2 separate regions of the Mus musculus genome follow, and region 1 is linked to region 2. Evidence: chromatin loops called from intact Hi-C (ENCODE). Cell type or tissue: gastrocnemius. All regions are shown on one strand. Each heading gives the region's core, and the rest is flanking DNA. Links, peaks and the distances in the headings are about the cores only. Region 1 overlaps Ccdc65 (coiled-coil domain containing 65). Region 2 holds the start of Gm41398 (a long non-coding RNA gene).

Region 1 (11,644 bases), core at 2,344-10,343, 300 kb before region 2:
GTCCCTGCACTTCTAGATAAGTCTTGGCTTGCAAAGGCTGGAGAGATGGCTCAGTGGCTACAAGCTCCTGCAGTCCTTTCAGAGGACCCGGGTTTGAGTTCTAACACCCACATAAGGAACTCATAACGGCTTGTAACCTTTTTTTTTTAATATAAATAAATAAATAAATAAATAAATAAATAAACAAACATCTTTTATTAGATACTCAAGAATGTTTTTTGGGGGGTTGTTTGTTTGTTTTTGTTTTGTTTTTAAAAGATGTGTCTATTTATTTTATGTATATGAGTACACTGTAGCTGTACAGATGGTTGTGAGCCTTCATGTGGTTGTTGGAAATTGAATTTAGGACCTCTGCTCGCTCCAGTCAACCCTGCTCGCTCAGTCCCTGCTCGCTCCAGCACAAAGATTTATTTATTATTATACATAAGTACACTGTAGCTGTCTTCAGATGCACCAGAAGAGGATGTCAGATCTCATTACCGGTGGTTGTGAGCCACACCATGTGGTTGCTGGGATTTGAACTCAGAACCTTCTGAAGAGCAGTCAGTGCTCTTACCTGCTGAGCCACCTTGCCAGCCTCTGCTTGTAGCTCTTATATCAAGAATTCTGAGGGTCTCTGGCCTTCTGAAGCACCTGAAGTACACTTAACATAAACTTAGAAAGACATGCATACACAAATTAAATCTTCATGTCTAAAGACTGAATGGGAGAGCTGGCATTCCTAAAACCATTAGGAAATATGAGGAAAATGCCAGATACCTAAATCTCTCTCTCTCTGTGTGTGTGTGTGTGTGTGTGTGTGTGTGTGTGTGTGCTGTGTGTGTCTTCCTCACTTGCTGTCCACCTTAGATTTTGAGACAGGAGTTCACTCACCAAACTGGATCAACTGACTGCTTAGTCAGCTAGACCTAGCACCCCTCCCATCTCCACTTCCCTCAAACCTGAGAGTACAGGGTGGGTGCTGAGGACCTGGCTGCCCCATCTCCCCAGCCTCTCACGGATGCTACGTGGCCGGCACAGTCATTCTCTTCCCCCTGCCCAGTCTCTGGCTAAGGACTTGACTGAAGCTGAGGAGCAGTATGCCCACGCTCTGCGTAGTCACTTGCACAACATTGACCAGCTCTTGACCCTGCAACGACGCCGGCTCGGCCTCCTGGAGGAAAATTACAACATGGAGCTCGAGGTCCTGACCAAAGAGTTTGAGACGGAAAGGTACGGGGGCCAGAGAGTGGAGAGACTAGATTCGGGGGAGTTCTCAGAGACTACGCCTGTAACCAGATACCCAGTACTGCGGGCGGAGCCTCTTACCTGAACCACAATTTCTATGCATACAGGGTCCTGAGATCCTCGTAAATGAGCTGGGGTGACTTACAGCCTTACCTTACCTTTGCCTGCCTCCTACTTCCAACTCAAGATTCTATCCATCTAGCAGTAGACAGGGATAGGAGAGAGATTTCACTGCAAACTTATTTAGGTTTTGGGTTTTGTATCATATGAAGGCATTGCCTATTCAAAAATTAAAATGTTCTTATTCATTCTTTTTTTTTTCCTTCTTTTTTTTTTTGGTTTTTGGAGACAGGGTTTCTCTGTGTAGCCCTGGCTGTCCTGGAACTCACTCTGTAGACCAGGCTAGCCTCAAACTCAGAAATTCACCTGCCTCTGCCTCCCAAGTGCTGGAATTAAAGGTGTGCACCACCATGTCCAGCTCTCTTATTCATTCTTTTTTTTTTTTTTTTTTTAAGATTTATTTATTATTTTATGTAAGTACACTGTAGCTGTCTTCAGACACACCAGAAGAGGGAGTCAGATCTTGTTACGGATGGTTGTGAGCCACCATGTGGTTGCTGGGATTTGAACTCTGGACCTTCGGAAGAGCAGTCGGGTGCTCTTACCCACTGAGCCATCTCACCAGCCCCCCTCTTATTCATTCTTAATGGGGAATAAAACTACACACACACACACACACACACACACACACACACACACACACACACGCACGCACGCACACGCACAAACCTTTTCCTCCCTCCCAGCCAGAGTTTAAAAGTTTGTGCCCTTTAGTTTCATTTTGTTGTTGCTGGTAGTTTGGTTTGTTTGTTTGTTTGTTTGTTTGTCTGTTTGAGACAGGGTTCCTCTATGTCATAGTCCTGGTTGTCCTGGACTCAATTTGTAGACCAGGCTGGCCTCAAACTTACAGAAATCCACCTCCCTCTGCCTCCCAAATGCTGGGAAGAAAGGAGTGCTTCACCACACCTGGCTCGTTTGTAGTTACCCCATGCATTTCTTTGTCATCTTTGTCCTGAGTGCTGCATCCGCCATGTCTCCTACAGGAAATTGATCATTGACCATCATGAGAAGGAGATGCACTACCTACAGGACGTCTTCATGGCCATGGAGCAGAACTACATAGATTCCGAGTATGAGAGCAAGCTGGAGTTCCAGAGCATGTGGGATGACCTTAAAAACAAGGTACAGAAGGAGATAGGGACAGGATCCAGAGAGACGCAGGAAAACTGATCAAGGCAACCAGAACTGGCTGAGAGCCCTAGAGCCAATAAAAGTTCGTTGCCACCAAGGCACCCCAGGGCTTGTGATCTCGTGAAGGCTGCTTGGGAGGCAAGACTGTTCTAAAATGTTATGAGAACTTATTCTTCTCTCTCACGATACATCCTGAGCACAGTTTCCCCTCCCTCCCCTCCTACCAGCTCCTCACCACCTCTCCCCCTGTCCCCTCAAGATCTCCTCCTCCTCCAGTTCCCTTCAGAAAAGAGCAGGTGTCCCAGGGATATCAACTGCACACGGCATATCAAGATATAATAAGCCTAGGCACAAGGGTTGGGTGAGGCAACCCAGTAGGAGAAAAATGGTCCCCAGAGCAGGTGAGCGAGTCAGAGACACCACCGACTCCCTCCGTTAGTTCGAGTCTAAAACAAAACAAAACAAAACAAAACAAAACAAAACAGAGAAGAGATCATCTGGCTTCACCCTTATGGGAAGTAGATGAAGAGACAAAAGCCCGGAGCAGCCGATGACCAGCTGAGTCCCAGTGCTGGTCTGGGATCTGTCCAGTACAGACTAGGTCTGTAGAATCTTGGTCCGGGATGCTTTCCATCACAGGCTCTGCAAACCTGCATGCAGAAGTCGGGGTATAAAGTTCTTGTTTTACTTTAATCAGTCGCTTAACTTACTTTCTTTGAGACAGCAGCTTGCTTTGTCCAGGTTGATCTTGAATTCGCTACATAGTAGAGAATGACCTGGAACTACTGTTTTTGTTTTTAACCATAAACTTCCGGTCCTCCAGCCTCCACTCCCCAGCGTGGAAACTGCTCACCCACCACACCCAACCTTATTCAGGGCTAAGCAGGCGCTCTGCCAGCTAAGGGCTCCAGCCACGACTTTTACTTTTAGCCCATGTTTTACCCTATGATTCGAATAATTTCCTACATGTAAAAACTGAGGCCTTCACGTCAAAATCCAAACCATCCGTTTCCCTTTATTATTTTTATTTTTTAAAGATTTATTTATTTATTTAATGTATATGAGTACACTGTAGCTCTACAGATGGTTGTGAACCTTCATGTGGTTGCTGGGAACTGAATTAAATTTTGGTTTCCCTTTAAAGAGTTAAGAGGAAGGGCTGGAGAGATGGCTCAGAGGTTAAGAGCACTGACTGCTCTTCCAGAGGTCCTGAGTTCAAGTCCCAGCAACCACATGAAGACTCACAACCACTGTACAGCTACAGTGTACTTACATACATAAAATAAATAAATCTTTAAAATAAATAAAGAGTTAAGAGATCTGAGGGGGGCTGCGGCAGTGGCAGGTTGTACAGCACTCAGCACTCAGGAGGCAGAGGCAGGCGGATCTTTGAGTCTGAGGCTCCCTAGTCTACAGAGTGAGTTCTAGGACAGCCAGGGCTACAGAGAAACTCTGTCTTGGAAAATCAAAAAGATTAAAAAAAAAAAAAAGAAAAAAAAAGAAAAAAAAAGTTAAGAGATCTCAAACACTAGACCTCACTCTATTCTACGAAGTTGGACCCCCCCATCCCCACCCCTGCTCTCTTGTCCAGGTCGCTATGGACCACCAACCTCACTTCCAACATAAGTCTTTAAACAATGCTCCAGACAGTTCCTAGGGTGCGGTTACTTGCAGGCGTGGACGGGCACTGGCAGGGTAACTAAGCATTTGGATATGCTTCCTAGAATTTAGAAGAGAAGCACTTTCTTCGCCTACAACTGGAGAACATAGTGGAAGATCTGTGGCGGAGGTTCCAGGATGCACTCAAGAATTACACCGACGCCACGGAGGACCGGAAGATCGCCTTTGAGTACCTGAAGGTGAAGGATGAGAAAAGCTCCAAAGAGATTGAGACGCAGATGAAAAAGATCCAGAAGCTGCAGGTCAGTGCGCGCGCACGGGAGCCAGACGCCGCTGCCGTTTCCGCGGGTGCCTCTGTCCATCTTTCCCAGATTGTTTTCGGGCTCTCACTGGGTGGGGTCAAGAGGACAGACTGTGCTCCTAGTCCCGGGTCGGTCTCCCCTTTGACCTGTCTCCCTCTGTCCACGGCTTCTCCTAGGAGACCATAGGTATCCTGAAAGGGAAGATCGTAGCCCACAGCCGCGAAGGGGAATGGCAGAATCAGTGCATCCGGAATAACAAGGAGCTGGTCCACGTGCAGCTTCGAAAACTTAAGGTCCAGAGGACCCAGGCTCGGACCCTATCTCAGGAGAACTTAGTCAAACTCACCCTGGAAAGTAATGCCACCCTCAAGGCCCTGAAGAAGGTCGTGGAAAAGGTAAAGGATAGAGAGAGGGGGTAATCAAGACAAAACGGAGAAACTTGGCTGGAGGCAAACCTGACGGGGGGAGACGTGGGGGCGCCCCCCCCCAGTAAAGTGGACGCTAGCTAGTATTATCTTTTTTGCACCATCCTCTCTTTTAAATTAAGTAATGGGGTTTTTTCGCTTCCTGAGTCCCCCTGCTTTGCAGAAGGCCTTTTCCTCCACTTCTACTGTGTGTGTGTGTGTGTGTGTGTGTGTGTGTGTGTGTGTGTGTGTGTGTGTGTGTGTGTACGCGCGCGGTTTCCTCACCCCCTCAATGCGCTTGCGACTTCGGATCTTCCCCGGCTTTCCATTCTTTAACTGGCAGAGGAAACAAGCTCAACCAAGACCCCTAGGCTGTATTATCTCTAGACTGCATCACTTTGGGGGTTGTCTCTGGATTTCTTCTGAAGACAGTATGGTTCTGGGACCTTATCCTGGGGTCTCTCTTGAGAACTACCGACTCATCAAGCTGCTCCCTGTCACCTGTATGGCAGGCTCCGGAGACAGGCGCTACCACCAAATGGCTGTCCTAAGCTCTGGCTCGCTACCATTGGTCAGGGTTTCTTGTGGCCCCTTAGATAGACCCCTTCGGAGGCACTTTGGCTGCTGTCGCCCCTTTGCCAGCTTGAAGCAGCTAAGTGCAGCAGTCATCATACCCTAAGTCCTCTAAGAGCAGTTAGGGTGACCTCTGAGCTGGGGACAGGGAGGTGGGGATGGCAGACCAGGAGTTGGACGGGATGGGCCCCCTGGTAAGTCAGACAGACAGGGAGAGGAGGATCCATGCTAGATAACAAGGTGGCACATTTCCAAGATGGCTGCTTCTTCCCCAGCCTCCAGACTCTGGCAGCTTTTGTGTCCTCCGGCCAGCAGGCCTCTGCTGATGGACTGGCTCAACAAATTCAAAACCTAATCAGGACATGTCACAGAACAATTAAGGACCAAATGGGCCACTCTATCTGACTTCAAATTGGTCAACCCTAAAGTAGGGGAGGAGAGGGCTTCGGAGCTTTAACCCCATCCCTCCCGTACTCTCAAGAAAAGACTGGATGTTCGGCTTCCAGAGTCTCCTCTGCTTTGCAGAGAGTCTCTTCCTCTGTGTGTCTATTGCAGTTCTCCTCATGCCCAATTAACGCCTTTCTTAATGGCGTTAATTAAAAAAAAAAAAAAGGAATAATGAGTTGTTTGTGGTAAGAATACGAAATGCCAGGATAGCTCTTGGCACAAGGCAAGCACCACACTGAACAGCTTCCCTGGGGCTGGAGCAGGGAGACTCTCTCTGTTTCCCCTAAACCTCCTTTTCATAACTCCCAACAGGGTGAAAAGATCCTTAAGCTTGCTGAAATATGTAGGAAATTCGAAACCGAGGAAGAAAAGGTGCTGCCTTTCTACTCTTCAGTGCTGACTCCCGAGGAGCAGGAAGAGGCCAAGCTCCAGAACCCGGAGGATATCACAGAGGACCTTGCCAAGGTAGAGGGGGAGGATGTGAGTGGGGGCAGCACCGGCTAGTGGGTGAGCGGCGGTGGGCAGCACCGGCTAGTGGGTGAGCGGCGGTGGGCAGCAGGGGCTAACGGGTACCATAACACATCTGTTCCCTCTAACTCCACTCTCAGATTATGATGGACTACGCGGGGATGGAGAACTTCTGGAAGAGATACAACAAGGTGAAACTGGAGGTCCTGAGTCTCCAGCACAGGCGGCTGCAGCTGCTGGATATCAGTAGCAAGCTGCGGGAGATGCTCAAACAGTACTTGGATGGCATCTCCGTGAGCGACGAAGTGCTGAGCCACCTCAACCCGCTCTTCGTAGTAAACCACAGAAGCAACCTACCCCAGCTGCCCCCACCCTCGGCCCAGCCTGTCTACAACGTCATCGAAGCCGCCCACATTGCCTCCCATATCCTGTGACCGGAGAAGGAGACTTCTTTCCTGACCCCTGAAAGGAGGCTTTCTCCTTTTTCCTTTTCTTTTGTGAAACCAGCGTGCTTTGCTCTCATGCTCAGATGGACAGGCACACTCAGACAGACAGACAGACAGACGCTCCAGCTGCTTACTACTTACCACCACTACCCTTACAGTGTAAACGATGACTTCTTTTTTTTTTTAAAGAGATAAATAAATAAAAGTAAAAGAAAAACTTCCCTGTAGTTTGGAAGTTCCTTTAGACAGACAGACAGACAGATAGACAGACAGACAGGCACGGTCACCAGGAGGTGCTGGCAGCAGAACAAACCATTGATCCCAGCAATGGACAAAGGCAGAGGTAGGCAGAACTCTGTGAGTTCCAGGACAGCCTGGAACGCTACACAGTGAGTTCCAGGACAGCCAGGGCTACCAGCCCTAACCCTACCAAGCCAGGTTGAAAAACAACCACAAAACCAACCAAGCAAACACAGGGTCTGGCGCAGGCCTCCGCCTCCTTATGTGGCTGACTCTGTCTGAGCTTCAGATCCTTCTGCCTCCTTTGGGGTCGCAGGCGTGCAGCACACCGGTTCCATTGATCTCAGGGGTTCTGCAACCTAATCTTCCTACCAACAGGGGCCCTCTGCTCAGCCTTGTAAGGTCTTTATTGTCTTAGCTGTGTTTACTTTAAGGATATGAGGAACATGGTCCCACGGAGAGAATGCCTGGGCACTACTAGGAGGCAGAACGTAACTTCCTCCACAACATGGGGCACCTATCGCTCTTACAAGCTGATTCAAGACCAGTTCCTCGGGGTAAATTAGGGACAGCGAGAGAGGCAAGAGGAAGGTGCTCCAAAGCCTCCCGCCACTCCGCCGCACGCAAGCTCCAGCCTCAGAATGTTATTTTTCTACCCACGAAAGCGGCCTCAGAGGGTCGGGTTAGCAGGGTACGGCATTACATAGCTGAGGTGGTAGTGCTTGGGACGCAGAGCCAGGAGGCTCGTGAGTCTGAGGCCAGTGCGGACCACAGGACAAATGCCAAGACCCTGACCTAGAAGGAAAGGGGCGAGCAAAGCTCACCAGGTAATGCACCAGACTGACGACCTCAGTTCAATGCCTGGGACCCACCCGCAGCTGGGAGGCGAGAGCCAGCTTCACATTGCTGTCTGATCTCCACGTTCAAGGCAGCACAAACCATAGCAATAATTCAGAAACAAAGAAAGGGGTGTGGGGGGGGGCAGTACCGAGTGAAAAATACAACGTCTTGTTAAAAACCACTATTTATTTCTTCTTACTCTTGTTTCGTTTCTCCTCTTTTAGCTTCTTTTTGGAGACTTTGGGTCTGCTGGCCTTTCTGTACAGGTGATACCCGATCAGCCCCAGGAGCGCCGGCACCATGGCGATGCCTACCAGAGGCAAAATGCTCTTTAGCAGCTTCTGCCAGTAGTTGGCTCGAATCAAAGCGATCAGCTCCACATCGTACTGCACCACTGCATCGGCTGGAGAGGGGGCGGGGCGGGAGAGTTAGGATATGCACCCCTGCATCGGCTGGAGAGGGGGCGGGGCGGGAGAGTTAGGATATGCACCCCTGCATCGGCTGGAGAGGGGGCGGGGCGGGGCAGGGCGGGGTGCGCCTTAGGATGGCTCTGATTTATCCAGAGCTCTGACTTGGGATTGAAACAAGGAGCATGGGCCACAGAAGACAACCGTGATGCTGGCAGTGTGAAATGTGGGGTTGGGTTCCCTCCCAAAAAAGGCAGCAGAGGGCAGGAAGGAGCGGGCTAAGGATTCTCATGTTGACCTTAACTCCAGCTAAGCATATGGCTTGGAACCAGTGACAGATCTTTGACAGCACAAGGAATGTGTGGACGGGGAAACATGCAGGCTTCCCCACATTTACAAATATTTATAAGTAAGCATTCTTTTTTTAAAAATCTCTCTAAAGATTTGTTCATTTTTACTTCATGAATATGGCCGTTTTGCCTATTGTATGTCTGTGCCAACACTCAAGCCTGGTATCCTTGGTAAGGAGAGGATGCTGGATCCTCCTGGAGCTGGAGTTAAAAGTGACGGTGAGCAGCCCTGTGGCTGCTGGGAATTGAACCTGGGTCTTCAAAAACAGCCACTATCTTAACTGCTCAGCCATCTGTCTCACCCCACAAGTGAGCATCTGTATGTATATGAATCTTCTACACCAAATAGACCCCGGCTCCAAACAGCCAGGTGGATGGAATTTAGGGCTAAAATGAACTAGAATAAAAAGCAGACATCCTTAAAAATCCCACCAACCATGAGCACATGCAACTTGGTTCTTGGCAGATTTTCGAATAAGGGCTTTGGAGAGGAGGAAAGATACTCGTGAGGGAGCAGAGGAGCGGGAGGCCAAGGCAGGGAGGTTCCAGTGGGAAGGGCAGGATTTTTCTGAGAGTTCTGTTCTGTTTTACTCTTGACACAGGGTCTCTCGAGTCAGTGGCCCTGGCTGTCCTGAGACTCACTATGTAGACCAGGCTGGCCTTGAACTCACAGAGATGGACCAGCCTCTGCCTCCCAGGTGCACCACCACTCCTGACTTAGTTTTGTTTTGGAGGTTTTTTTGGTTTTTTTGTTTGTTTGTTTTTGTTTTTTGTTTTTTGAGACAGGGTTTCTCTATATAGTCCTGGCTGTCCTGGAACTCACTCTGTAGACCAGGCTGGCCTCGAACTCAGAAATCCACCTGCCTCTGCCTCCCAAGTGCTGGGATTAAAGGCATGCGCCACCACCACTGCCCGGCCTCACTCCCAACTTGTTAAGAGAGACTTTGTGGGGCTGGCGAGATGGCTCAGCAGGTAAGAGCACTGACTGTTCTTCTAAAGGTCCTGAGTTCAAATGCCAGCAACCACATGGTGGCTCACAACCACCCATAATGAGATCTGATACCCTCTTCTGGTGCTTCTGAAGACAGCTACAGTGTACTTATATTCATAATATATATGTATAATAATAAATAAATTAAAAAAAAAAACAGAAAGACTTTGCTTGGTCCTCCCTACTCTCTTCCAGGGCCCCCTACAGGCAACACTGGTGTAAGAATCTCGTGTGAAGGTGAATTCTAGGAGTCAAGGTCAAGTAGCCAGCTATACTTTGGTGCTCTGGGATAAGTAGTGTAGGCAGCAGGACCCACGTGGCTCAAGCCGGTGCCAAAAAGTCACCAGCTGTCTACAGCCAGGTCAGGTGGCCTTCACAGGTGCTTTATAGCCTCTCCTGGAGAAAAAGTGGCCTTGAAGGAGGAGCCCCAGCTCAATTCTTTCCTGAGATTTGATCTGGACTTTTTCAAGCTCGAGACAGAGCAGAGGTTCTTGGGACTGTGTGTGACAGGCAGGAGAAAGGCCTGGTTAGGTTACCTGGGATAGATGGCGGGTACCCTCGCTTTCCATAAGCCAGGTGAGAAGGAATGACTGCTCTTCGCTTCTCTCTGAGGGAAGGAACAGGGATTGCAGGCAGGAGGGGGGTGAGCTGGCAGCCTCAGCCCATCTGAAGTGCCTTACCCCCCTCCTCAGATAGCGACACCAAAATATGAAATTCTCCACCTGACAGGTGGATCAGCAAAGTCACCAATCTCCCCACAGCACTCAGCCTCCCCCAACAAAACTGACAGCTGGAGAGATGCCCTGGGGGGGGGGTTCCCATTAACCTGCACCTCTCCAGTATGAAGTCAGGGGCCCTTTACTCTACAACGTCCTGCCACTGGAGAAGGGATGACAGAGAAACCTTCTACCCGGAAAAAGGAGCAGTCAGGCCCCGGCCTTCAGATACTCACCCCACACACATGTCCAAAAGGCTCTGCTCCAGACCTTGAGGAAGAAGGCAAAACTGAACTAGAAGCTACATATCTTCCCCACAGTACCCAAGAGGAAAATCAAAGGCTCCCCGTCATCAAATGAGCTTAGCTCCACTTCTCAGACTCTCTGCCGCAGTGATGTGTGGGGCAAGAAGAGTGTTAGAAGTGGAGTCTGAGGTAGCGGGAGAGCCTTGGGATCCTTTTCATTCTAGCGGCTGTTCCAGAGCAATACAGCCGGCAAGCAAGCAAGGGCTTAGGCTAGGGAGAGGTCAGAGGCACGGGGCACATACCTGGAATCACCTGCTTTTGGCCGAGTTCTATGACCAGAGGATCTCTGGTCAGAGAAGTGTCAATAATGCGTCCATCTACCAAACTGCCCTGAAGACAAAAAAAAATGGTGGGTCTAAACCCACCATTCTTCCCACAATTTGGGACCACCCGGAAGGAAGCAACCCCTTTAACAAACTTGTGTCCTGTCCCCATCTCCTTCCACCCACCACCACCATGGGCAAGAAGGAACAGGAAGCCCCACGGGGCTGGCGCTTCTTGGAGCTCTCTCTATCCTTCTTTTCTCAGCGCTGGAGAGGAATCGGCAGAAAACAAGGAAGAAAGAGAAGCAGGCGAGAGGACGCCCCCACGTGCGGGCTGATCCTAGGACTCAAGTTCTCTAGGATAGCTTGCCACGTGTCCAAGCCAAAGCTGACGTGTTTCAGCCGGGCGCCGCCCCTCCCAGGCCACGCCCCGGACCCCCAAGCCCCTCACCGTGTAGTGTATGTGGAGCGTGTCTCCAATGGCAGCAGATTCCGTGCACGATTCAGGGGGCTGCACCTACGATCAGACTACAAGGGTCAAGGCTGCTCCTCCTAAGCTCCTCTGGAGACCCAGCACCTTTTCCCCCAACTCAGTTCCTTCGCTTCTTTCCTCTTCACTCTCACAGGACCATTTAGAGTCCCAGGCTTCCCCGCGATCCCTGGCCGTAAAGGGGAACGGCGGGACATGGGGTGGGGGGAGGGGAGTGGCACCACAGTCTCCTCACCAGGGTCTCCACTTGGAGGGTCCGGACAGGACTTTCGGTTTCTGGCCCAGCCTCAGCCCGGCACACCGC
Region 2 (11,644 bases), core at 1,895-9,894:
GAGCCTTACATAGAACTCTAAAAAAGGCCCAGGGGTTAGGCCTTGGGGAGAGAATTAAGGCAGAGCAGCAAAGGCTGCGCGAGAAAGAGGTGCACGAGTCAGCCTGGGTTGTCTATGAAAAGGGAGCCTCCCGGAAATCCATCGCGGGATCTGCTCTCACTTTCCGTTAAAGAAGCAAGGCTCCCGGACCTGAGAAAAGCCTACGCCTACAAGGCTGGGTACTAACGTTGACAGGGATAAACTTTCTTTGGCCAAAGCACAGATTTTGAACTATTCTCATGACTGCAGAGGGGCGGTGGGGGTGGGGAGTCTGGGAACTATCCTGAGTTAGGAGACCCTCAGAAAACCAGGGCAGTCTGCTGTCTCCGCTGGTGGTGAGAAGCTATAAAAGGAGCGCAAACTGTCAGGGGCATTCCCCTTCAGGCTGCCTGGGTGCTTTCTACACTCGGGAATAAATACAATTATTGGATAAACATTGCTATAAATAGGGAAGTTTCCAGGCCCCAGGGTACGGCATACTTACTGGAATAATAATGCTCTTAACTGAAAAATGTGAGTAGGTATTTTTAATTTTCTGCAACAGAATTTTAAGCTTGTACGCTAAACGGATGAAGGGTCAAAGGGATATTTGGCGGTTGTTGTTGGTCTGTGGAGCTGGGGGTTACACCTAGGATCTCCTTACATGTTAGGCAGAAGGCCTGTAAGAAAGCTCGTCCGTCCTGTTAGAACACAGAAATGGGAGCAGGGTTTCATCAGAGACCAAAGCTGTTTTTTTCTTTCTTTCTTTCTTTCTTTCTTTCTTTCTTTCTTTCTTTCTTTCTTTCTTTCTTTCTTTCTTTCTTTCTTTCTTTTTCTTTTTTTGTTTTATTTTGTTTTTTGTTTCTTTTTTTGTTTTTTTTTTTTTTTTGAGACAGGGTGGGTTTTTTTGTGTGTAGCCCTGGCTGTCCTGGAACTCACTCTGTAGACCAGGCTGGCCTCAAACTCAGGAATCCGCCTGCCTCTGCCTCCCAAGTGCGCCACCACGCCCGTCTGAAAGCTGATTTTCTGTAGTTATCTTCCAGAATGGAGCTAGCAAAGCCAGGCCTAATAGGAGGTCTCTGGGGAGACTGAGGCAGGAAGATCTCAAGTTCTAGGCCTGCCTGTCTACAGTACCACAGCTAGTAAGGTGTATGCAAATTGCTAACGAAAGGGGGCAGAGTCCAAAATGCTGCTCAGGTCTGAGAAAGCAACTTGTAAGGACTCTGGTGGGTGGGCTGGGGCTGGGGCGTGGCTCAGTTGGTTGAGTGCTTACCTAACATGCAGGAAAGTCTGGGTTTGAGCCCCAGCGCCACCTAAGCCAGGTATGATGGCAACATAGATGTAATCCTGGCACTCAGAAGGTGAAAACAGGAAGACTAGGAAGGAGTTCAAAGCTATCCCTTCTACATAGGGAATTCAAAGCCATCTGGTCTACAGGTCTCAATAATTAGGAAATATAAGCTGAAAATGCTATCTCGTTTAAAAAAATATTTTTTTAAAAGATTTACTTATTTATTTATTATATGTAAGTACACTGTAGCTGTCTTCAGACGCACCAGAAGAGGGCATCAGATCTCATTACGGGTGGTTGTGAGCCACCACGTGGTTGCTGGGATTTGAACTTCGGACCTTCGGAAGAGCAGTCGGGTGCTCTTACCCACTGAGCCATCTCACCAGACCCCCCCCTTTTTTTTTTTTAAAGATTTATTTACTTATTTATGTATTACATGTAGGTATACTGTAGCTGTCATCCAGAAGAGGGCATCAGATCTCATTACAGATGGTTTTGAGCCACCATGTGGTTGCTGGGATTTGAACTCAGGACCTTTGGAAGAGCAGTCAGTGCCCTTAACCGCTGAGCCATCTCTCCAGCCCTTAAAAAATATTTTTATTTTATTAATATGTCTGTGTGAGTGTATGCTACATGTGTGTGGGTGCCCAAGGAGACCAGAAGGGGGTATTAGATACCATGGAGCTAGAATTACAGGCAGCTATGAGCTAAACTTGGGTTCTCTGGAAGAGCAGAGAGTATTTCCAACAACTGAGTCTAGTTTCCAAACTCTGTTTCCGAGTGTTTGGTAAAACATATTTCCAGCATTGCAATAAATAATAAGTAAATAAATAAACACTCCTCATTGTGATGGTTATTGTTGTCAACTTGATAGAAATTTCAAGACGCTCAGGAGTTGGGCCTCTGGCCATTCCTACAGACAATTATCTTGATAGCCTTGAAGAGGGAAGACCTGCCCACTGTGGGCGGTGCCATTCCCTATCCACTGTGAGCGGTGCCATTCCCTAACTGGGTCCTGAACGGAAAGAGTAGAGAAAGGGAACAAAGCGGCAGGGTGCACAGGTTGCTTTCTGTTGACTGATGGTTCACGTGATCTGCTACTTCACGCTTCTGCTGCCTCACAATCTGCACCCTAAACTGTGAGCCAGCATCAAACCTTTCTCCCTTCAGTTGCTTTTGTCAAAGCAATAGATAAAATTACTAAGAGGTTTGGTTAAAAACCTGGGCTTAGGGCTGGAGAGATGGCTCCGCGGTTGAGAGCACTGATTGCTCTTCCAGAGGTCCAGAGTTCAATTCCCAGCAACCACATGGTGGCTCACAACCATCTGTAGTGAGATGTAATGCCCTCTTCTGGTGGGTCTGAGGACAGCAAAAGTGTACTCACATATAATAAATAAATACATCTTTTTTAAAAAAGAAAAAACCCAACAGCCTGGGCTTGTAGCTCATTTGAAGTACTATGCCTTGCATACCACGCCCTGAGTTTTGTCCTCAGTATAGCACAGACCAGGCATGGTGGCACTCGCTACCACTCAGCTAAATGTCATCCACAACTAAATCAGACTTTGAGGCCAGTTTAGGGTAGGAGACACTGAGTCAAGAAACAAAAGCATGGGGCTGGAGAGGTGGTTCAGCAGTTGAGAGCACTGACGCTCTTCCGGAGATTCAAAGTTCAATTCCCAGCAACCACATGGTGGCTCACAACCCTCTGTAATGGACTCTGGTGCCCTTTTCTGGTGTGTCTGAAGACAGCTACAGTGTACTCATATATATGCAAAAATAAACTAATTTTTAAAATTAAAAAATAGAAACAAAAGCAAGCACTGAAAAGATCTCTCAAAGCCATCTCAGACAGCACGAGCTGTACTCCTAGCACGCACAGTAGTCAGCTCGCAATCACTTGTAACTTCAGCTGTGGGGAACCAGATGCCTCTGGCCTCTAAGCATCTGCACTTATGTGCTCATCCCACGCGCACGCACACGTTTACACGCAATTTTAAAGTAACAAAGTAAAACTTTTAAAAAGGAAAATAAGAACGAAAACTCTGGCTGGAGAGATGGCTCAGCGGTTGAGAGTACTGACTGCTCTTCCAGAAGTCTTGAGTTCAAATCCCAGCAACCACATGGTGGGTCACAACTATCCATAATGAGATCTGATGCCCTCTTCTGGAGTGTCTGAGGACAGCTACAGTGTACTTACATATAATAAGTAAATCTTGGGCTGGTGAGATGGCTCAGTGGGTAAGAGCACCCGACTGCTCTTCCAAAGGTCCAGAGTTCAAATCCCAGCAACCACATGGTGGCTCACAACCATCTGCAACAAGATCTGACTCCCTCTTCTGGAGTGTCTGAAGACAGCTACAGTGTACTTACATATATTAATAAATAAATCTTTAAAAAAATAAATCTTAAAAAACAAACAAACAAACAAAAAACAATGAAAACTCCAGGGTTTGGAGAGATGGCTCAGCGGTTAAGAGTACCAGATGTGCCAGGCATAGTGGCACACGCCTTTAATCCCAGCACTTGGGAGGCAGAGGCAGGCGGATTTCTGAGTTTGAGGCCAGCCTGGTCTACAAAGTGAGTTCCAGGACAGCCAGGGCTATACAGAGAAACCCTGTCTCGAAAAACAAAAAAAACAAAAACAAAAACAAAAACAAAAAAAAGTACCAAGAGTACCAGATGTTCTTTATGAGAACCTGGGCTGGATTCTCGTCATTACCACGGCAGCTCACACGTGTCTCTAACTCCAGTCCCAGGGAGTCTGATACCCTCTTCTGGCTTCCACAGGTACCAGGCACACATGCAGATTTTTAAAAATCTTTTAAAAATATTTTTAAAAAACTAAAAAAAAAAGAAGATAAAATATTTTGCTATGAAAGTAAAGAAAAAGTATAGTTACATATAATTAGATATAAAGTCTTGCTGGAGAGACAACTCAGAGGTGAGCAACACCAGCTAGTTTTCCAGAGGACCAGAGTTCAGCTCCCAGCACCCATAGAGGCAGCTAGCTCTCAAACTTATGTGACTCCAGCCCCAAGGCACCCAATGCCCTATTCTGGCTTACACAGGCACTGCACGCACATGCATATAGCATGAATAAACACACACTCATACATAGATTTAAATTTTTTTAACATTAAAAATAATTAGCTGGATACTGGTAACAGATGCCTTTAGTCCCAGCACTCAGGAGTCAGAGGCAGGAGGATCTCTGAGTTTGAAGCCAGTCTGGTCTACAGAGCGAATTTCAAGACAGCCAGGGCTACAGAGAGAAAATCTGTTTTTTTAAAAAAAGATTAAAATCTTTCAAAAAATAGTTATATCTTCTCATCTGAAATAAAGGAAAAGATGGAACACTGGACCTTGCTTTGTATCCCCAAATGTCCCTGTCCTTCCTGGTACCTGAACATTTCTGTCGGGTGTCCCGGCTCAGGCAGTAGGGGTGAGGCTGCAGACAGACACCACAGGTCTGGTTCCTCTTGCTTTGTTTCCTCATAGGATTTGCATTAGTGACAGTGAGGAGGGGCCGTACCTTCAGCACCGTGGAGAGGGCTTTGCTAGCGGTGGTCTTCCAGGTGCAGAGAACAGAGCTTTGAATTTGTCTTTCATTCTGGTGTCTCTGAAAATCACTCCTGCATCTTGGCCATAATCCCCTTCTGTTTGATGGGGTCAGTGTCCTGGACGACTTCCAAGGTATCTCCAGACTCCTCCAGTTAGTAGGCCACTTGGCAGGGGCTGGGCCTGAGATTAACAGAGGGTCAGGATGGCTGGACTAAGCATGGACTAAGTGCAACCAAACTGGCCTTAAACTCTGTGTAGCCCAGGTTGGCCCAGAACTTGCTGAGGTCTCCTGCCTCAGTCTGAGTGCCAAGGATACAGGATAAGCCTCCAAGCTTAGCTTTGATCTAGTGCAGTGATTCTCAACCTTCCTGACGTTTGTCGACCCTTTAATACAGTTCCTTATCCCCAACCGTGAAATTATTTTTGTTGCTACTTCATAGCTGTGATTTTGCTGTTGTGAATCATAATGTAAATATCTGGGTTTTCTGGTGGTCCTAGTGAACCCCTGTGAAAGGGTCGTTGGGGATTGTGGCCCACAGGTTGAGAACCACTGGCTGAAGTCTTTCCCCTGCTTTGTAGCTATGCTGAAAGACATTAGCTTACAGTTTGTTTTATCAAGCAGAATAGGTCTGCAGGGATTTTCACTGAGTAGGTCTTCAGGGCTTCTCACTGAAGGGTTATTTTAATTTTGGTATAGACTTATATACCAAAATAAAATATTATAGGAATGAAACCCAGGGCCTTGAGAATGCTAAGCAAGAGCTCTACCAGCTCAATTTCCAGAACGCTCCAGCAGGGGGCAGCAAACCTTAACACGTCTCTCAATGCTTACAACTATTTCGCGAGAGTACTTTTTGTATGTGTGTTGGAGAGGAGCAGAAAGGTCTCCTACAGCCCCTGGCTGACCTGAAGCTCCCTATGTAGACCAGGATAGCCTTGAACTCTCAGATATCCTCCTCCTGTTTCCACATCCTGGATACCAGAATACAAACAAGAGTACATTAACAACAACAACAAATCCCATTGATTTACTGATTGTGTACATGTGTGGGTACCCACATGCCACAGTTTGAGTGTGGAGCTAGGAGAAAAGCTTGCAAAAGGTGGTCTGTCCTTCTACCCACGTGGGCTGTGGGTTCGAATTTAGATCATCAGGTTTGGCAGTGAGCATTGTTACCCACGAAACAATTATATTGCCCAAAGAGGACTTTTTAAAAATTATATATATATATATATATTTTTTTTTTTTTTTTTTTTTTTTTTTTTAGTTTTTCGAGACAGGGTTTCTCTGTGTAGCCCTGGCTGTCCTGGAACTCACTTTGTAGACCAGGCTGGCTTCGAACTCAGAAATTCGCCCGCCTCTGCCTCCCAAGTGCTGGGATTAAAGGCGTGTGCCACCACGCCCGGATATTTTTATTTATGTGTATTATTTTGCCTACATGTATGTCTGTGTGAGAACACGGAACTGAAGTTACAGACAGTTGTGAGCTGCCCTGTGGGTGCTGGAAATTCAACCAGAATTCTCTGGTAGAGCAGCTAGCACTCCCAACCACTGAGGAAATGGTAACTTACTTTGTGGGTCTTGGATGACCCCCAAACAGCCGAATCCCGAAGCCCCGCCCCTGCGTGCGCCAGCCTCCTGAAAGCTGCATAGCTTTAACGACGAATCTTTTACTTCCTGTACATGCTAATACCCCAGGAGTCCAGAACCACTGGCGCAGTATCCCCTGCACCGGGGGCTGGTGCCCAGGAGGGTGTGACTGCAGCCTGGGCTGAGAGTCGTTGGATGAGGGAATGGAGGCTGGCCTGATCTTGGTGGGGTCGCAGCTGCTCCGCTGAGAATGTGACAGCTCTGTTCTGGATTGAAGGCAGCGGCAAGGCCTGAACTTCGGGAACTTCACGTACAGGGCTTCCTCTCCCTCTTCCTCTTCCTCTTCCTCTTCCTCCTCCTCTTCCTCTTCTTCTTCTCCTCCTCCTCCGCCTCTTTCTTTCTTCTTCTTCTTCTTCTTCTTCTTCTTCTTCTTCTTCTTCTTCTTCTTCTTCTTCTTCTTCTTCTTCTTCTCCTTCTCCTTCTCCTTCTCCTTCTCCTTCTCCTTCTCCTTCTCCTTCTCCTCCTCCTCCTCCTCCTCCTCCTCCTCCTCCTCCTCCTCCTCCTTCTTCTTCTTTTAAAACTATTTATTTATTATATGTGAGTACATTGGTTCTGTCTTCAAACACACCTCAAGAGGGCATCAAATCCCACTGCAGATGGTTGTGAGCCACCATGTGGTTGCTGGGAATTGAACTCAGGACCTCTGGAAGAGCAGTCAGTGTTTTTAACTGCTGAGCCATCTCTCCAGCCGTTTTGGTTTCTTCTTAAGCTTCTCTCTTCCCTAATATTTGTCTGTGTTTCAGATTTTATTTTGTGCGTGGGTGTTTTGCCTGTATGTTTATGTACTGTATGCATGCAGTGACCACAGAAGCCAGCAGAGGGAGCTAAATTCCCTGGAAGCGACTGTATGTAGCTTGTGGGTTCTGTGACTCTAACTCAGGTCCTCTGAAAGAGCAGGCGGTGTTAACTGCTGAGCCATGTCTCTAGCCCCTTATGTATTCAAGCTGAAAAGTATAGAAACTGTCCTGCTTTTCTTTTCTTTTTTTTTCAAAATATTTATTTGTTTGTTTGTTTATTTATTTTATGTACATGGGTACGCAAGTATCGGTAGCTGCACAGATGGTTGTGAGCCTTCATGTGGTTGTTGGGAATTGAATTTTAGGACCTCTGCTTGCTCCGGTCGCTCCGGTCTGCCCTTGCTTCATCTAGCCCAAAGATTTATTTATTATTATTCGTAAGTACACTGTAGCTGTCTTCTGATGCACCAGAAGAGGGCGTCAGATCTCATTACAGGTGGTTGTGAGCCACCATGTAGTTGCTGGGATTTTTTTGTTTGTTTGTTTTTGTTTTTCGAGACAGGGTTTCTCTGTGTAGCCCTGGCTGTCCTGGAACTCACTCTGTAGACCAGGCTGGCCTCGAACTCAGAAACCTTCCTGCCTCTGCCTCCCAAGTGCTGGGATTAAAGGCGTGTGCCACCACTGCCCGGCAGTTGCTGGGATTTGAAGAGCAGTCAGTGCTCCTAGCTGCTGAGCCATCTCTCCAGCCCCTTTTGTGCTTTTCTTACCTTTCACCTCTTCACTGGGAATTAAACTCAATCCATCATAAATGCTAGGGAAAATGGAGTTTCCCAAATTGTTCAGATTGACCTCAAACCAGTGGTCCTTCTGCTTCAGCCTCCTAAGTAGCGGCGTTTACAGGCATGCTCCACCGTGTGGCGTTTACAGGCATGCTCCACTGTGCCAGAGCTCCTCACCATGCATCAATTCCATCCCTCTGGCCTTCGCATTCTGCCCAAGAACACCACAGGCTTTCTGTGACTGGAAGCTTTTGCTCCAGCTGCTGCCTGGTCCATTCCTTTTTGTTTGTTTTGAGACAGGGTTTCTCTGTGTAGCCCTGGCTGTCCTGGAACTCACTCTGTAGACCAGGCTGGCCTAGAACTCAGAAATCTGCCTTCCTCTGCCTCCCAAGTGCTGGAATTAAAGGCATCTGTCACCATTGCTCGACTTCTTTTTATTTCTTGCGTTTTTATTTACATAGACTATGTGTTTGCTGCGGCATGTGTATGGATGTCAGAGGACAACTTTTGGGAATTAGTGTTACAGGATACTTGATTATTGTACATAGAAAAGCTAATTGTTAGCAAAATATAAGAGTTTAAATAGATAATTGCATTTGTCAAAGGCGGCTAAATGAGTCCTGTAGAGATGCAGTTTAGGTGCGCCTCTAAAAGCCTCATTAGATAAGAATGCTAAAAAATGGAAAGTTCCTGCTAACTTTAAGGCAACTTGCTTGGGAGAGGTTCTCTCTCTCTCTCTCTCTTCCCACTTTCCCATTTCCCCTTTCCCCTTCCCTCTTCCCTCTCCAGTACTCTCTTTCTCCCATCTCCCCTTCTCTCTCTCTCTGCTTGGAAGAGTCTTCTTTATGGAAGGAGCTCCAAGTAAGGGCTAGGGATTTTTCTCTTTGACTTACAGGAAAACAGAGACACAGCTGGCAGGACACAGGTAAAACAATATTCTAGGAAAGAGAGCTAAGAAGCCCTCTCCGGTTTGGAGGAGCTCAAGAGAAAAGTAGACTAGCTCTGTAGATTGACTCAGAAAGAAATTTATTTTTTTAAAAAGAGATTTATTTATCTAAGTACACTGTAGCTAAAAGAGGTTTATTTATTATTATATCTAAGTACACTGTAGCGGTCTTCAGGCAGCACCAGAAGAGGGCATTAGATCTCATTACAGGTAGTTGAGAGACACCATGTGGCTGCAGGGATTTGAACTCAGGACCTCTAGGAAGATCAGTCAGTGCTCTTAACCACTGAGCCATCTCTCCAGCCCCAGAAAGAAATTTCTAAAGAGCTAGCAGTTTAGTTGTGGAATCAGGCTTGTAAATAGATATTTTGTATGTAGTTAAGAAAAAAAAGAAAAGAAAAGAAAGTTGCCTTGCTGAGCTAGCAGGTCTTTACCATAGTTTAAGCCTCTGGTACTTTATTGGTATAAAGATTAGATAATTTAATCAGTTACAGTTGGTTCTCTCCTTACACTGGATAGGTCCTGGGAGTCAAACTCCCAAGTTCCTCGGGCTTGGTGGCAAATGACCTTACCACTGAGCCATCTTGTCTGCCTGTATTGTACCACTTTTCACAGCCATCCCTGGCATTCTAGTCTTTTCTATTTGAAACAAAGTAGCCTGGATCAAATTTGCCAGTCTTGTCCCCTGCCTGCTGAAATACAGGTATGCATCATCACATTCAAATAAGGGCGGCTTTTTAATTTGTGTGTGTGTGTGTGTGTGTGTGTGTGTGTGTGTGTGTGAGAGAGAGAGAGAGAGAGAGAGAGAGAGAGAGAGATTCTGTGTACGTGCATAGGCCAGAGGTCAATATGTTCCGTCTTCCTCTATGACTCTCCACCTTTTTTTTTTTTTTTTTTTTTTTTTTTTTTGAGACAAGGTTCCTCACTGAACTCTGATACTGCAAGAGCAGCTGGCCTGTGAGCTCCAGGCTCTTCCTGTCTCTCTCTCCTTAGTATGAAGAGGACAAGCAAGCACACCACTCCAGTTCCTTAAACTTTCCCAGGGATCTGTCTATCTCCTCAGCAGGACTGAATGGCACTTCTGAGAAATCTGCTTTGCGGAGTTGTTCAGACAAGTCTGTCTAGTGCAGGGCAGTGGGGCAGGGAAGTCCAACGTCTCCCGCGGTGGAGACACTTGCCTGCTTTGTTTCCCGAACTCTCCTCTCCTCTTGACTGTAAAATGAGGAGAGGAGCCCCCGGGCTCTTGGGCCAGAGAGAATGTGGTACTACAGAGTGAACTCTGCATCCCACAGACGCAGAGAAAGGAATTAGTGTGGATCGCCTGGGTTTAGCTTGAGCACTGCAGCGGGGACCCATCTTGGGGGGCGGGGGGGAGTTACGAGTTCCTCTCATAATGGGCCGAATAATTTTGTGCCTCTTAAGGCTCTTAAGACTCGGAATGTTTGCTTAAAGAGGAGCTGAGGCAGACTCTGCCTTCGAAAATAAAAGGGCGCTCGGGATGCTCTGGCAAATATCCTCAGGACTTGGGGGAAGGGTGGGGAGAAGGGAGGAAGGAGGAGAGGGCTAGCCTTCTAGAAGGCGGGAGTAAAGAGTAAGGTGCTTAGGACCCATTGGAGGCAACTGAGACCTAGGTTAGGAAAGATTGCCTTCAGGGGCTGCAACCCTGGTGATGTTGTAACCGGCTTTGGCTTGAGCTAACTTCAGCTCCACCCCTCCCACTGTGCCGTCAAGTTGACTGGGCGTTTCCATCTTGGCCCCCTGAAGCTGTCGCAGTCACCACCCTGCCGGCAGCCCCGGGTCACCTCTCTGGCTCACTCTTCCGGGCTCCAAGGCCTGGGTGGGGCGACCGAGCCACAAGTGCGGCGGCGATCAGCTGTGAGTCCCCGGTGGCTGAGCCAGGCCGCCCCCCTCTCTACCTGGGACTTTCTTCCGGCCAGAGCTCCACAAAGATCTCGCTGTCCTCCAACTTCCAATCGCCTTCCCCACCTTCTTCCCCGCCCCACCTGGCCCTGGCGTGGACCCTGGGTGTCTCCTCCCCTTCCCACTTCCAGCTCCTTCTACGGAGTTTGATTTGAACTTTCGAACCCGCCAATCATCGGCTTCGCTGCGGCCCGGGGCGGGGTCCGGTGTCCGCCCTCCCGACGCGTGGCCCGGCCAGGGTATATAAGCCCTGTCCTGGAGGCGGACCTTACACAGCTTCTCCCCCGGACTCCTTGGTAGTCTGTTAGTGGGAGATCTTCGTCACCCTTTTTCACTTCCTCAGTTTTCGCGGACCACTTCAAGGACTAAATATGGTGAGTATGGCTTTGGGGTAGCGGCGAGGTCGTCTGAAGGGACCGCGGGAGCTGAGGGCTGCCCGGGAGACGATACCTGCAATAGCCCCACGACGGCCGCCTCCAGTTAGACTGGCTTCTGGCGTTTGGGGTGTGAGAGCCTAGTCCACTAAACTAGTGTCGCTTTGGGCTGGAGGGCTCGTCCCGATCCTCTGTCTCGATCCTCCTGGGAGAGCATCCCGTCTCGGCCGCCGGTCGCTCCCGGAAAGGCAGGGAACTTTCACAATGATCACGAGAGTTTGGAGAAACTCAAAGGTCTCCATTTTCCTCAAATGATGTCGCTCTCCCAGCTGGGATAGCCCAGAGGACCTCGTGCGCTCTGGAC

The links. Hi-C counts contacts between places; a loop is a spot of excess contacts. Peaks named below come from ENCODE experiments on the same cell type or tissue, not always from the same donor. Only the 100,000 strongest peaks of a DNase experiment are listed, where the experiment ranks them.
Region 1: it touches region 2 in a loop (7-fold over the local background); 2 of 42 quality-filtered maps call a loop at or near these places.

The regions. Positions count from the first base shown.
Region 1 is chr15:98,716,382-98,728,025 of GRCm38, forward strand. It overlaps Ccdc65 (coiled-coil domain containing 65), which reads left to right. Exons shown (of 8, transcript NM_153518.2): 3 at 1,043-1,212; 4 at 2,331-2,469; 5 at 4,203-4,400; 6 at 4,577-4,795; 7 at 6,137-6,289; 8 at 6,433-6,959. The coding sequence ends at 6,726. Fkbp11 (FK506 binding protein 11) reads right to left here. Exons shown (of 6, transcript NM_024169.4): 1 at 11,576-11,644; 2 at 11,302-11,367; 3 at 10,830-10,917; 4 at 10,519-10,552; 5 at 10,103-10,173; 6 at 7,987-8,221. The coding sequence ends at 8,004. Among named protein-coding and RNA genes, the nearest start is that of Fkbp11, 6.0 kb to the right of the region's middle. In gastrocnemius, for the core only: no CTCF peak of the experiment used is centred there; a DNase peak (open chromatin) is centred at 5,618; H3K4me3 peaks cover 494 bases.
Region 2 is chr15:99,019,145-99,030,788 of GRCm38, forward strand. Gm41398 (a long non-coding RNA gene) reads right to left here and starts at 5,137. Exons shown (of 3, transcript XR_875654.2): 1 at 4,715-5,137. Tuba1c (tubulin, alpha 1C) reads left to right here and starts at 10,747. Exons shown (of 4, transcript NM_009448.4): 1 at 10,747-11,280. The coding sequence starts at 11,278. In gastrocnemius, for the core only: CTCF peaks have their summits at 5,664 (motif pointing right) and 7,338 (motif pointing right); DNase peaks (open chromatin) are centred at 5,668 and 7,348.